2 separate regions of the Homo sapiens genome follow, and region 2 is linked to region 1. Evidence: chromatin contacts called from ENCODE Hi-C data. All regions are on one chromosome and are shown on one strand. The core of a region is the stretch at or near the end of the contact, and the rest is flanking DNA. Distances in the headings are between cores, read along the strand shown.

Region 1 (7,956 bases), core at 1,930-4,429:
CTTTAGAAGATCTGCTATAATAAACAGATTATGATGGAAAAAAGCATTGAAATTGGCATATCAATACTGTTGATGATTGAACAACTATAAAGTGCTCTAAAAAAAGTGTTTAAACATGGCCTTGCAATTTATTTATAGATTCCTGAAACTTGCAGAAAACATCATTTGCCCTTTTTTCATTGTCTTCAACGTAGGGAAAATTTACATGCGAGTCTGCAGTTCTGAACTGAACAATTTTGACAAATGGATATGGTTCTGTAACTCACACTTCTAAAGAAATGGGAAATCTTTCCATCCCCCCAGAAGACTCCTTGTTTCGTTTCTTGCCAAGTGTGCTCCCTCATTAATTTACTAAATAACAAGAACTAATGGTGTGTCTGAAATTAGTGTGAATTTGAAGAAGTGATGAGCATTAATACTATTTTGAGATGTCTCTAGCAACTGTAAAGAGATAATTACTTTTTGTTATCTGTTGATAACAAAATCACAGGTAAATGCTGCTACCACTGGGGTTTGTTGGTTAAATTTATTACATGTGCCAGGTACACTGCTGAGCACTTTGCATATATGTAACTCTGGAAATTACTGATAACTATGTGCACCACTCCCCGTTTTAAAAAATGTGGAAACTGGGGTCAAATTAAGTAATAAGCCCCAGCTCACCGAGCTCATGGGCAGTGCTGCTATTAGGATAGAAACCTAAGAATTTAGAACACCTGGACTCTGATTTGGACTCAGTCATTAGCTATGTGATCACAGTGAGATCCTTCTCTCAGTGTTTGCATTTTTGACTGCCAAAATAGAATTCGTAACACCTCCCTTCTAGAGTCATCATGATGATCCTGACGCTCACTAAAGAGTCTGGTAATTTAGAATTCAACGAAATTGTCTCCAACTCCCAACCAGAATATGACTGGAGCCCCACATCTCTCCGAGGTTCCCTAGAGGGACAGGAAGAGGGGACCTGTGTCTTTCCTCATCACATGTGGCTCCAACTTCCTGGTTTCACTAACACTGTTGGAATGGGGGCTGGGGACTGGAAGAGATTTACTGGAAACTTTAATCAAGGCCTGTTGCCCAAGGAGTAGCCAAAGAAGAGGGTGTACGTGTAGTTTATTTCCTGTAACTTTCTTTTCCTACAACTCAACTGTAGTTTGGGGCAAGGTTTTCAATGGGATAGGTTGAGAGTTAACCCTATGACCTAGAGTTGTTGGTGGCAAGTTCTGAAAGTCTTGGTGTTTAACAAGTTCCTCAGGTGATTTTGATGCACAGACATCTTCTGTGAAATATTCAGAATGGTTTTGGCATGTGTTAGAATTTCTTGCGGGCTTCTCAATGTCTAGCACAGGGCTTTAGGGTTCCCAGTAAGTTATTTTGAGATGGGATGTTTTGTTCACTGATGTAGCCCCAGTGCAGTGCCTGGGACATAGTATGTGCTCAATAATAATTATTATTTTGCTTCAATCGAATGACTGTCCTCTTTGAAGAACTTTATAAAGAGATCACTCATTATTTAAACACAGACAAAGGTAAAGAGAAGCTTGGTTCACAGAGATCATGAAGTTGATGATGATGATGATAGACAGTTACTGAACTAGAATGATTCTGGGGCCCCAATTCTTTACCTCTCTTTGTGTTCACACCCTTACTATAAAAATTTGCAATTACTTCAACAAAAGGGAGGGTATGCTTTCCCAATTCTTGACTTTGGGCTCAACTTCGTGACTTGCTTTGGCCAATGGGATATTAGCAGATATGACATGGGATAGATTTGAAATGCACTTATGTGGTTGGGCATACCCTCTAGTGACTAACATCATCACCGTGAGAAGCACTTTCCCTTCAGCCTGAGTCCCAGAATAATCACAGAGTCATCCTATCCTGCAGCAAAGTAGATGCTTATTCACTGCATGCCACTAAGATTGTGTGGGTGTTTGTTATGCAGCACTGACCAACTCATGATGGTGATGGCAGTGACTTTAATAAATATATCCACCTCCATTTTTACAGAGTAAGTTTTAGTAACACAGAGGAGACACAAACTACAAGGGTCCTGGGTTGTGAGGTCTGACTTGGCTTAAATCCAGGCTCTACAACTTACTGTGAGATTAGGACTCGTCATCCCAATGTCCTCATCTCTAAAATAAGAATAGTGTTTATCTTACAATGTAGTGATGAAGAATACATGAGACGATGCCTATTGGGTGCCTGATGCAGAGTAAGCACTCAACAAAACCAGAAGGCAGGGAGGGAGGGAGGGAAAAAAGGAAGGAGGGAGGGAAGGGGGGGAAAAGCAAAGGGGGAGGGAGGTAAAAAAGGAAGAAGGGAGGGAGGAAGAAAGGGAGGGCCAACAAGAGAAAAGGGGAGGGGAGGGGAGTGGAGGGGAGGGGAAGAGAGGGGAGGAAAGGGGAGGGGAAGGGAGGGGAGGAAAGGGGAGGGGAAGGGAGGGGAGGGGAAGGGGAGGGGATGGGAGGAAAGGGGAGGGGAGGGGATGGGAGGAGAGGGGATGGGAGGAGAGGGGAGGGGAGGTGATGGGAGGAGAGGGGAGGGGAGGGGAGGGGACGGGAGGGGAGGAGCGGGGAGGGGAGGAGCGGGGAGGAGAGGGGAGGGGAGGAACGTGGAGGGGAGGAGCGGGGAGGAGCGTGGAGGGGAGGAGCGGGGAGAGGAGAGGAGAGGAGAGGAGAGGGGAGAGGAGAGGGGAGAGGAGAGGAGAGAGGAGAGGGGAGGGGAGGGAAGGGCAGAGGAGGGGAAAGAGGGGAGAAAAGAAAACATTTTTATGCAAACAGAAAGTTCACCTGCAATTGAGGGCAAAAGTTCACAGCTCACACTTCACCTCCTCTCAGCTCTGTTCACCCAGCCTAGACTCTAAGAAGAATGCCATGCCTTTCTCCCTGCGCCTCCCGAGGCACCCAGCATTTCCAGGAGTCCCACGCCAGGTGTTTCATGCTTTCACAAGGCTCTCTTCCTTTAAAACCTGTTGCCACAGGAATAGAGCTTCCGTACTCACAGTACTGGCAAAAGACCGGCAGAAAGAATAAAGAGGGGAGAAATCCACCCTCCTGTATTCTCGCTGGGAAATTACCCTTAGCCTTTGATATATTAAAATTGAAGAGCTGTAAATGCCGGTTGCCATGGCGACGTTTTGCATGCCATCCTGCGATTGGTGGCGTAAGTTCACTTTCCTTGGGGTGTTGCAGCCTAATTAGCTGTTATTTTTGTCAGTGTGGAGGAACAGCCCACACTTGCGGTTTTTGGCGGTGATTGCAGCCCCTGCAGACTCAGTTAATTTTCACAGACTACAAAGAGAGAAATGACTGGGCCCCAGTCAAATTTATAGTCTCGGAAAAGTTGCCAATGTTTAACTAAGAGTCAGAGAAAATGTTAGAGTACTCCTCAACTACTCTGGCAATTTCGGGGTCTCTAGCAATCGCAAAACTTATTGGGGTTGGATTGGGGATAAAATAAGCAGTAGGGCCCGGCACAGTGGCTCACGCCTGTAATCCCAGCATTTTGGGAGGCTGAGGTGGGCGGATCACAAGGTCAGGAGTTCGAGATCAGCCTGACCAACATGATGAAACCCTGTCTCTACTAAAAATACAAAGATTAGCCAGGCATGGTGGTGAGCGCCTGTAGTCCCAGCTATTCAGGAGGCTGAGGCAAGAGAATCACTTGAACCCGGGAGGCGGAGGCTGCAGTGAGCTGAGATCACACCACTGCGCTCCAGCCTGGGCAATAGAATGAGACTCTGTACCAAAACAAATAAATAAAATAAAATAAGCAGTAGTTAACCCAACCCCAGACTCAGTCCTTTGTTCCTGGTTCCAGCTACCTCTGCCTCTCCCGCCAGACATGCGAGCACTTGTGAGTCTGTCCTCGCTGGAATGTTTAGCGTTGCACCGCCATCTCCTAGATGTGGGTACTACACACTAACAGTATTCAAGCAAGGCTAGCAGGGACATGTGAACGCCATTTATTTGATCCACTTCTCTATCTCCACACCCAAAGATGACATAATTATGCCAGCCCACTTGGTAGATCCAGCCAATTCCCTAAAGACCTCCAGGAAAGGAATTCCATGTTGCCACAAGCCTGAAAACCAGAAAGCTGTCTTGCTGCAATTCAAACCAATTTGTTTGCAATTTTGATTATTAAATGGTCTGAAGTTAACTTTGTATTATAATATGAATTGTTCAACTCAAATTCTTTCTCAATTTTTTTTTAAACTATCTACCATGTGTTTTTGAGAACTGAAGGATTCCTTCTCTCTAGGAAAGAGAGAAGCAGATTTTGCTTTGCTAATAATTTGGGTTTCATTTTTATGACTAAGCTAAGCCCTTCCTGAGGGACTGGTAGTGGGGAGAAATTGACGTGTGTGTGTGCGTGTGTGTGTGTTGAGGGCTCAAGAACATAAAGGATATGGAAGAAACTTGAGGTTAATTTAAAAAGAGGGGAAAAGTAGAAAAAACACTGGATAAAGGCCCTAGATGCCTTGAACCTAATCCCAAAAAGCTGTCTTCAGAGGTATAATGGGCACTGTAAAATCCCTCTTTATCACTCTGCTTCTCTGTGTACCCTTCTTTTGTTTGAAGCGTTTACCCACGTTGTGGCAGAAGCTTAAAACTTTCTTTCCTAGAAGCTTTTGCAGAGAGGGCAGAGGCGTGTGGCCTAGGGTCCACCATTCAGTCATATCTGTGTGAGACTTTTCCTCTAGTTCCCACACAGAATCTATCCCAGAGAGAGGAGCAGTAGGAATGTCCAGCTTCCAGAGATAACAAAGGCAGAGATCCCTGCAATAGCATCCCATACCCAGTGCTGGTTCCCAGAATGCAGTTCCTGGCCCAAGATATCAGTAGTGGGAATTCCACCAGCACAGGGCTTCAGCGATGTCCCTGAATCCACGGCCTCTAAGCCAGGTTTCTCTGGAGATTCTCTGAGTGTCTGCAACAAATATCCTTTAGTAAGAATCTATATGTGTGTGTGTGTGTGTGTGTGTACAAGCATACATGTGTGTGTGTATGAGAGAGAATAGAGAGATTACCAGTGGTTATGGTTTTAAGTAGATGAAACCAGCCCAAGGAGTTCCCTAGAAAGAGAATACACATCAGTTCCCTCATGACCCAGGGTTCCAGCTCTTATCCAAGAGACCACGTTTGGGATTATTTTTGACTTCATAACCAACCAAGTGTTATTCTGCCACCATGACTCAAACTAACAGTTAAACTGAATTTGATGAAGGCTTGCTTCTTGGGGATAAGGATTTTCTGGCATTCCTGGAACTTGAGTTTAGCCTTGAGTTGGGTTCAATTATATGCTCCTTGTCCCAGACTTGATGACTTGACTGATTGGACCCAAGGCTCTCCCAGCACCCTGCATGTCTGTCTGTGTCTATCAGCTCTTGCATAAGGCAGATTCTGTTGATGTGTATGGTGCAAGAGGGATGGAATAATGCACTTGATGGGAATGCCCCGCCATCATACTTTGCCCATTGTGAGTAACTTGAGCGTAGACAACTTTCAGCTTCAGAGGAGAGCTGCTCATGTGTGTCAGCCACACACAGGCACAGAGACAGAACACACCCTTCTGCTGTCTTCCAACTGAGATCTAAGATGCAGCAGATGACTTGGCAGAAATGGAACTTGGGTCTTCTTTTTTCTTTTTTTTTTTTTTTTTTTTGAGATGGAGTTTCGCTCTTGTTGCCCTGGCTGGAGTACAATGGCACAATCTCGCTCACTGCAACCTCTGCCTCCCAGGTTCAAGCGATTCTCTTGCCTCAGCCTCTTGAGTAGCTGGGGTTACAGGTGCCCACCACCACTATGCCCAGCTAATTTTTGTATTTTTAGTACAGATGGGGTTTCACCATGTTGGCCAGGCTGGTCTCGAACTCCTGAGCTCAGGTGATCCACCTGCCTCAACCTCGCGAAGTGCTGGGATTACAGGCATGAGCCACCGTACCCGGCCTGGGACTTGGGTCTTCTTAAAGCATCAGTAACACTGGACAAGGTCATAGCCGATAGTGGTAATAGGCTCTGTGGTAGCCCAAAGGGAAGCTGTAAGCAACTCATTTCCTCATTAAACTAGCAAGTGATTACTGTTGCTGCCAGCTAAGAACACTAACTGATGCAGAAGGGCTTAGCTGCCTATTTTTGTAAATAAAGTTTTATTGAAACACATGCTCATTCATTTGCATTGTGTGTATAGCTGCTTTTGCATGACAACGAAAGAGTAGTTGCTCCAGGAGCCTAAAATATTCACTTTCAGGCTCTGTATTAGTCCATTTTGCATTGCTATAAAGGAATACCTGAGGCTGGGCAATTTATAAAGAAAAGAGGTGTATTCAGCTCATGGTTCTGCAGGCTGTACAAGAAGCCTGGCACCAGCCTCTGCTTCTGGTGAGGCCTCAGGAAGCTTTTACCATGCAGGAAGGCAAAGAGGGAACAGGCAAGTCATACGGTGAGACAGAGAGCAAGAGAGGGAGAGGAGGGGTGCCATGCTCTTTTTAACAATCAGATCTTTCATGAACTAATAGAGTTAGAACTCACTCAATGCAGGGACTACACCACGCCATTCATGAGGGACCCCTATGACCAAAACACCTCCCACTAGGTCCCACCTACAACACTGGGGATCGCATTTCAAAACGAGGAGACAAATATCCAAACTACAACAGGCTCTTTACAGAGAAAGTTTGTTGACCCCTGGTCTAGGGCATTGCCACTCAAAGTGTGGTCCCAAGCATAGCAACGGCAGCATGTAGAAGCTTATCAGAAGCGCAATGGGTCACACTCCATCCCAGATGTACTGAATCAGAATCTCTTTGGGGAGTAGGGGGTGAGAAGTGTGTGCATTAACAAGCTCTCTAGGTGATACATAAGCACACTCATGTTTGAGAAGCCCTGGGTTAGAAAGTGTGTCCTTCATACTGTATGGGAATCTGTCAACTTAGAGAAAACATGATGTTTCTAGGTTTTGCCTGAAACTACCCAAAACAAATCTAGTTCTTGCTTCCCTGATGGTCCCCAAGGGACCTGAAGGTGCTTCTTTTTCTTGGAGAGTCTTTACATTCTCCCTGATAAATAGACTCCCACAAAGGTTCTCCATCCATCCCTCCATCACTTTAATCTGGTTTCCTAAGATAGATACTTCAGTTTATCAGTGTTCCTCTCACTGGTGTTGCCTGAACTCTAAACCATAAAATACTTTTGCGGGACCACCGTTACGGCACTGTCTGGTGGTAAGTAAGTAGCAGAGTGCTTAACTACTGGGACCTCGGAATCAGACCGGTGGATTTATACCCTGGCCTTGCCCTATTAGAGGTATGTGACCTTGGCCAAGTTACTTAATCTCTTCCAGCCTATAAAAGGAGCATAATAATAACATCCCCGTTCATGGGACCATTATGAGAGTTAAATGAGATAATGCACAAGCATCTAGCTCTTGATAAATGTTCAAAGAGTGTTATTATTATTAACCAGTGGCCCATCACAAACATTGAGCCTGTTTAGTTACAGCTTTGTGGCAGCCAAAAAGGATGCAGTAAATGGTAGGCTGCCTTTGTACACAAGCCTTGTCTATGGTCATACCATCATGAAGGAAACCATCAGTTCTCTGTGTGCCCAGAAGGCTGTTTCCTTTCTATGACTTAAGTTTTCACTCATAATTACCTTTCCCTGGTTGTCATTCAGCATTTCAGTTCCATTTGACAGCTCAACAATTATTAAGTGCCTACTGTGTGTCAGGCACCACACCAAGCACCAGGTGGAGGTAACCAGAGGACTTTATTCTTGAGACTGTCTCAGTGTAGATCAATGGTTAGAAAAGGGGCCTTTGTAAAAACAACAACGGGTCAGGTGCGGTGGCTCACGCCTGTAATCCCAGCACTTTGGGAGGCCAAGGTGGGTGGATCACCTGAGGTCAGGATTTCGAGACCAGCCTGGCCCATATGGTGAAACCCCGTCT
Region 2 (7,956 bases), core at 1,469-3,968, 460 kb before region 1:
GTATCAGTTTTCAGGCTTCTACCCATATCTCTCTGGCTCTGAAGCACATGGGTGTAACCACCGTGAGATATTGCTTCTTGTGTTTGTCATATTGTCGTTTTCTTGCTCATAATAGGCTCCAAGTATTCATGGAAAGTTTCCCGTGAGATTTCCTTTCTCACCCCCACGCACCGACACCACTGGTGCAAGACAGCTTAGGAGACAACACTGTCCCTCCTGAAGTCTCCTAAAGGCTCATGCATGTTCTGTAGGTTTCTATGGGTGAGTTTGCTCTGGTTTTTATTTTTTAACAAAGCCATAAATAGTTGATGTGGTGAGGCTGACCACCCAGCCAGCTTCCCTCCACTCTTTGTGGTGGGTTTCACATCCCAATCTCTTAGGGCCAGAAGACATGTTTTAACCTGAAAGAAAATGTCTCAACCACAGAGCTTCTGACATGGGAGGTCCGTTCCTTTACTACGAGGCAGGAGTCAAAGTGAGCAGACGGGAAGGCAGAGAGTTGTGCATATCAGCTGGAACCAAAGTCTCACACTTATGCCCCCAAGCAGGGCTGCATTCCAGACATCTTGTCCTCTTTGGTGGCCAGGAATAGAGAGATAGGGTGGGGTCCATGTCAAGCTTCTGTTTGACAAAAAACAAACCAATTCAGGCTGGTATCAACGAAAAGGAAAAAAAAAGTATTAGAAGTTATTAGTGGCCAGGAGCGGTGGCTTATGCCTATAATCCCAGCACTTTGGGAGGCCGAGACGGGTGGATCATGAAGTCAGGAGATCAAGACCATCCTGGCTAACACAGTGAAACCCCATCTCTACTAAAAATACAAAAACTTAGCCGGGCATGGTGGCAGGTGCCTGTAGTCCTAGATACTTGGGAGGCAGAGGCAGGAGAATCACTTGAACCTGGGAGGCCGAGGTTGCAGTGAGCCAAGATCACACCACTGCACTCCAGCCTGGGTGACAGAGCAAGACTCCAGCTCAAAAAAAAAAAAAAAGGTATTAGTTAGTTCATAAGATCTCTAGGAGGTGGCATAGGGGATGGGACGGTGGCCTCCAAAAAGATATGACCATGTCCTAATCCCTGAAATCTGTAAATGTGGCTTTATTTGGCAAATGGGGTCTTTACAGATGGAAATAATTTAAAGGCCCTGAGATGAGGAAATCATTCTGGATTATCCACGTGAACCCTGAATCCAATGACAAGTGTCCTAAGAGCGAAGCAGAAGTCATTATATGAAATAGACACTTGCACATGCATGTTTATAGCAGCACAGTTCACAATTGCAAAAATATAAAACCAGCCTAAATGCCCATCAACCAACAAGTGGATAAAGAAAATGTGGTATATATAGATACTGTGGAATACTACTCAGCCATAAAGAGGGACAAAATAATGGCACTCACGACAATCTGGATGGAGTTAGAGACCATTATTTTAAATGAAGTAACTCGCGAATGGAAAACCAAATATTGTATGTTCTTACTCATAAGTGGGAGCTAAGCTATGAGGATGCAAAAGCATAGAAATGATACAGTAGACTTTGGGGACTTGGGGGTACATGGGGAGGGGGGTGAGGGATAAAAGACTACACACTGGTTACAGTTACACTACTCAGGTGCACAAAAATCTCAGAAATCACTACTTAAGAACTTTTCTTTCTCTTTCTCTCTCTCTTTTTTTTTTTTTTGGAGACAGAGTCTTGCTCTGTCACCCAGGCTAGGGTGCACTGGCCCAATTTCAGCTTACTGCAACCTCTGCCTCCTGGGTTTCAAGTGATTCTAGTGCCTCAGCCTCCTGAGTAGCTGCGATTACAGGTGCATGCAACCACGCCTGGATATTTTTTTTTTTTTTTTGTATTTTTAGTAGAGATAGGGTTTCACCATGTTGGCCAGGCTGGTCTTGAACTCTTCCCCTCAAGTGATCTGCCCACCTCAGCCTCCCGAAGTGCTGAGATTACAGGCGTGAGCCACCACACCCAGCCCACCACTAAAGAACTTTTCCATGCAACCAAACACTACACGTTTCCCCAAAACTATTGAAATAAAAGTAAATATTTTAAAAAATAAATAAAAATGAGATTTTTTAAAAAGTGAAACAGAAAGAGTCTTAATACCATCAGAAGAGAAGACATAGAGAAGAGAAGGAAGCCTGACCATGCAGGTAGCAATGAGAGTGATGCAGCCAGAATTCAAGGAATGCCAGCAGCCACCAGCAGATGAAGAAGCAAAGAAGGAATTCTCCCCTAGAGCCTCCAGAGGGAAAGCCACCATTGAGGGAAATGCCAGCTTCCATGGTGAAGGCTGGAGCAAGCAAGCTGATTGGTGGAAATGAGGTCACGTGCTTTTACCCTAGCTGCAAGGGAAGCTGGGAAAACTGGTATCAGCTTCTGCAGAGAAAGGTGGGAACAGAGACCAGGAGGATTCCCTCAGCATAGGTAGGTTCTGGGCAGTCAAAAATGAGGAGAGATGTTCTCTAGAGGTGGCTAGCAGAGCACATCTTCATTCTGCACTCTGACTCCTCCTATTAGTTGGAAATAACAGGGAATCCCCTGCTTCTCCAAGTCTAAGCAGCTCTGCAGCCACCTTGCTGGGTGAGCCAGGTCTCAGGTGTCTTGCTCCTGTGTTTCATGAACTATCGGTTTTGCTTGCCCAATTCCATTACCGTAGCAGCTGGGTTTTAGTTTTGGTTTTGTTTTTTTCTGAGTTAACTATTCTTTCGTTGTCAGGGCTTGCATCCTGTTGAAGGCTGCTCAGCAACGCAGGCTGTGTTACATGATGTGGCCTCACCACTCTCCCCAGTATCTCTCCACTGCTCCCTGGGCTTCAGCCGCACTCATTTCTCCCACTGCTTCTGGAATATTCCAGGTACCCTGCTCATCAGGGCTGTCGCTCACTTGCTCCCTTCTGCCTGGAATACACCTCCCTTCCACCTGCTATGACTTACTGCCTCATTTGATTCAGCTCTTTGCCCAAATGTCACCTCTTCCAAATGACTTTTCCCAGCTGCTTGATCTAAAACAGTAGCCCCTTCTCATCACTCTTCATCTTTTACCTGCTTTACTATAAAAGCATTTATCACTAGCTAGTATGAATTATGCATTTATTCGCTTATTTTTTTATTGGGCACTTTCCCCCCGCTAGAACACAAGTTCCATGAAAAGAGAAATCTTTATATTTTGCTTGCTACTGTATCCCTCGTGTCTAGAATAATTCTTGAAATGCAGGAGTTGTTCCGCATGTACTAGCGGAATGCATAAATTATATTGTCACTAATAGTTTAAATATTTCCCCTTTTTAACTAGGATTTAGTCATTTCTAGAAAATGATTCTTTCCATCATTCTGCCTGTCTTCCAGAGCCTAGCAGAGTGTCAAACTCATAATGGGCCACAGGGAATATTTATGGGAGGGATGAGTGAATGGGTGAGCACATTTAGACTCTCGTTAAAACCAAACACTTGGCAATAAAATGCAAGATTCTCAAGTTGCGATTTCTTCTAATGGTATTTCCCAACTTTAAGCTGGCATCCAATACAATCATTTCTGTCTTTCTAGAGCTGTACTCACACATATAGACAGCTTATATGGTTTTGTACGCATGGAATCTTATGCTAGTAAGGAGTGATAAACATTTGTCTACTTTGTATGTTTATTCATTAGCACAATCTCTTCCCCCTCCACCAGACAAGAACTGATGTTGAACACCATTCTGTGGAACAGATAAACAGGGATGGTTTTGGCTGGGGGCCCCGGTCATTGTCCACATCACCTACCCTTGTGTCATCACAACTCTAAGCTCTGGGTCTCTCTGGCAGCTTTGGAAACACCTGTATTGAGAAGAACAAGGAGTGTGTTTGTCTCTTTCAGATTCCACACAAATACCCCTTATTCCCTTTCTCTTCTTTTGTTGGCAATGAAGATTCTAGGGGTGTGTCCAGGCTCAGACAGCCTCACGGGAGGTTGCAAGCCTGGGTAGGGGAATGTGAGCAGAACAACCAAGACAGCCTAGATGGAGATTTCTGTCCTCATGGTTTAATTCCCTGTATTTCCTTTTGGCTCAATCTTGGGCCATTAAAGGAAGAGGCTTCATTATATATATGTGCGTGTGTGTGTCTGTGTGTGTGTATGTTTATTTTTATATGTATATATATAATTTATATATATAATCTGCTATGTACTATGTACTATATTACACATTGTATATACTGTGCCGTGTACTATTAGGTTGGCACAAAAGTAATTGCAGTTTTGCCACTTTTATGAGAAAAAAATGCAATTACTTTCACACCAACCTAGTATATTAGAGCATTATGTGGATCTCCACACATTGGATGGTAGGGATGAGTATCATACCTATTTTACAGATGGAGGAATGAAAGTTTCGAGAGATGATCGTATTTACCTAGGACCGCAAAGAGACAGAGACCTTGAAACTAGATTTGACTGTCAACCTCTACCTACAGAGGAAAGGAGGAGTGATCACTTCTTTCACAATCCATTGGTGTTTTTCACCAATTGCTTTTGAGAGTTCAAGATCCACGACCGGCAGCAGAACTCTCAGCCTCATTGGGCGCCCAGGGGCACTCTGGCAGGTCCCTGGGAAATGGTGCCCCAGCCTCTTGATTTATTGAGATTGCAGCTTGGCTGATGGCTGGCCAGCATGAAGTGCGTGCTGATGAGGAGGTGCCGTGGGCCATGTGGGCCTTGGAGGCTGCTCTGCCTGGGAAGCGGATTTTTTTTTTTCTGTCTCATGATGGATGGTGCTGGGACCTAGCCAGACAGTGTCAATCAATCCACAATTCCTGGGGACCTGCTCTGAGTCAGGCACTGTGCTAGGTGCTGGGGATACCCCAGGTTGTATGACAGCCAAGCCTTGCCAGGTCAGCAAATCGAAGGCTAGTTTTAAGCCCCAACTGCCCCTTTGCTAGATCCCTTCACACAGTGCATATAAGGGCAGCCTTGGTCCCTATTCTCATGGAGCTCCATCAAAAGGTGGAAAAATACACAAGCCTACTGAATATGTCATTTTATAAGTATGATAAGGAGGGCATGGGACTGTATAGATAAAGGAAACTGAGCCAGGTTGGGCAGCATCAGGAAAATCTCTCTAGAAATAATGTTTGCGCAACAATCAGAAAGATGAACAGGAGTAAATAATGTGGGTTGTGTGGATGTAGAAGGGGAGACACATGGGCAGAGGCTGGAATCCAAGCTGTGGGAAGAACTTGTGGGAAGCTGCAGTGTGATACTGAAGGTCCTGAGAGAAGTCTAGTGCAGTGGGGGCCCAGTGAGCAGAGTGGAGCGGTGTGTAACCCGAATAAGACCAGGCCACCTATAGTCCAGTCTTCATAGGACATTGTGCCAGAGAGAAACAAAACCCAGAGCAGAGCTAGGAGGGGTGACATGTGTCTTTCCTGGATGACTCTTAACAATACCAGACTAGGGACTCAGCAGTCAAATCTCCAAAATTTCTTCATCAGCCATTTCTTTCCCAGAGTCCTAAGAGCTGCTGTGGAGGAAACAAGGCTTTGACTGTAAATGGAGGATGGAGGAGGAAGGATGTCTGCATGATTCTCCTCTTTTTTGTTTTCATTATAGCTGAGTATTTTACCAACAAATCAGACCTTTCTTGCTCTTTCAGGATCAATCTGCTAATAACCCTCATGGAGTCTGCATGACAGATTCATTTCTCACCACTTCCTCTTTTCCCCATTGTTTGCAACTATAGCAGTGACAGATTATTTTTAAGTGTTCTTTTCTAACCTTTCTCATTAACTTGACATTGAAGGCAGGGTGCTCAGACCAATGTCCCTTCCCTAAGTTCTGGTTTTCCTCTCCTTCCTGCAGAAGATGAGGGAACTATATACACAGGGCCTTGGCGACTGTGTTATACAGATTGGACTTTTTCTTAAAAACAATAGAAAACCAATACAGGTTTGTATTTTTATTTTATTTTATTTCGAGAAGAAGTTTCGCTCTTGTTGCCCTGGCTGGAGTGCAGGGGCGTGATCTCGGCTCACTGCAACCTCCGCCTCCTGGGTTCAAGCAATTCTCCTGCCTCAGCCTCCCAAGTAGCAGGGATCACAGGCACACACCACCATGCCCGGCCAATTTTTGTATTTTTAGTAGAGACAGGGTTTCGCCATGTTGGCCAGACTGGTCTCAAACTCCTGATCTCAAGTGGTCCCCCCGCCTCGGCCTCCCCAAGTGCTGGGATTACAGGTGTGAGCCACTGCGCCTGACCCAGGGTTTTTAAATGTTAAATAAAAACATGTTTCTTTTTTTATACATTTTTATTATATATTGAGAAATTATAGGTGCATATATTTATAGGGTACAAGGTGGTGTTGTGGGTTTTTATGGTTTTTTTTTTGTTTTGTTTTGTTTAGAGACAGTGTCTCGGTCTGCCCCCAAGGCTGGAGTGCAGTGGCACATTCATAGCTCACTGCAGCCTCAAACTCCTGCGCTCAACCCATCCTTCTGCCTCAGCCTCCCAAGGAGCTGGCACTACAGGCATGCAACACCATGCCTGGCTAATTTTTTTTTTTTTTTTTTTTTTTTGTAGAGATAGGGTCTCACTGTGTTGCCCAGGCTGACCTTGAACTCCTGGCCTCAAGCAATCCTCCCATCTCGGCCTCCAAAATTGCTGGGATCACAGATGTGAGCCACTGTGCTTGGCCTGATTTTTTCATACAGTGTGGAATTATTTTAAACAGAGAAGAAATGTGATCACATTTGTGATTCTAAATGAGAATATTTCACCTTTCTCAACTCAGCATGAACTTTCCCCCAAGTCCAGCGGAAACTGTCTTTCCTAACACAGCCGACATCACTTCTCCTAAGTGGACACTGTCACGTGCTTGGCCCCTTGCTCTCTACCAGGTTTTTCAAGCTCAGCACTATTGACAGTCTGGACCTGTTCATTCCATCATGTGGCAAGCCATCCTGTGCGCTGCAGGAGGCTTAGCGGCGTCCCTGGCCTGCGCGCATTAAATGCCAGTAGTATCCCTCTCACTGTGACAACCAAAAATGTTGTTGTTTTTTTCTTTGTGAGGCAAAGTCTCACTCTGTCTCCAGGGTGGAGTGCAGTGGCACGATCTCAGCTCACTGCAACCTCCACCTCCCGGGTTCAAGCAATTCTCCTGCGTCAGCCTCCCAAGTAACTGAGACTACAGGCGCACGCCACCACGCCCACCTAATTTTTTTGGTATTTTTAGTAGAGACGGGGTTTCACCATGTTGGCCAGGATGGTCTCAATCTCTTGACCTTGTGATCCGCCTGCCTCGGCCTCCCAAATTGCTGGGATTATAGGCGTGAGCCACTGCTCCCAGCCTCAGAAATGTCTTTGTATTGCCAAATTGCCCCTGTTGAGAAGCACTGCTGCATGGTTTAATATTCATATTGTTTCTTACCATATCACTTACAATACCATATTCTTCTTACCATGATCATGTAAATGACATCTGTCCAGTATACACAGAAGGCTTGGTGTCTGTGGATATTGACATCTGGGCCCTCTATTTATGCCCTTGAGAATTTGTGTCTTTAATCAATAAAATTCAAGGTTCTTGCTCACCCTTCAATCACATTCTGAGCATCCTGTCGAGCCCTGTCCTGTCTGCCTGGCTGGCCTCCCCTTTGTTTGAAGGGACTGCCTTTTCCCATAGCCTTGTGGGCACCATTCAGAATGCTGTGGTTATATAAAGGCTTGGCCAAAGAGGGCACTGGGTAGCCACGACAAAACAAACACCTATTCCTGTGCTTGGAACGGGTGAGGTCTTTTATGACTTGCTGGAGATGTCTCCTAAATTGTTTGAAATCTTTTTTCAAAACGGACTCCTATATTGTTTGATTTTTTTTTGCAAAATTGACCTTGAACAGAAATAAACTTTGGATGACAAGCGAGAAAATTCATGTTTCTAAAGCAGAAAGTCATCCTGAGAGCTTTCTGAAAGGACGTCT

The links. Hi-C counts contacts between places; a loop is a spot of excess contacts on that map. Pooled maps may share reads with other maps.
Region 2: a loop to region 1 is called in a map with no recorded cell type, with 8 times the contacts of the local background. The contact joins two enhancer-like sites. A Hi-C loop is called at or near these places in 3 of 37 single-sample maps with no recorded cell type and 2 of 50 pooled maps.

Annotation. Positions count from the first base shown.
Region 1 is chr16:17,066,259-17,074,214 of GRCh38, reverse strand. No RefSeq gene overlaps it. Among named protein-coding and RNA genes, the nearest start is that of XYLT1, 400 kb to the left of the region's middle. RefSeq lists an enhancer at 2,810-3,129. Within about 2 kb of position 3,179, at least 10 of the 41 ENCODE cell types and tissues checked have a DNase peak (open chromatin) inside an H3K27ac peak, as active enhancers do.
Region 2 is chr16:17,524,898-17,532,853 of GRCh38, reverse strand. No RefSeq gene overlaps it. Among named protein-coding and RNA genes, the nearest start is that of XYLT1, 58 kb to the right of the region's middle. RefSeq lists an enhancer at 2,428-2,547. Within about 2 kb of position 2,718, at least 4 of the 41 ENCODE cell types and tissues checked have a DNase peak (open chromatin) inside an H3K27ac peak, as active enhancers do.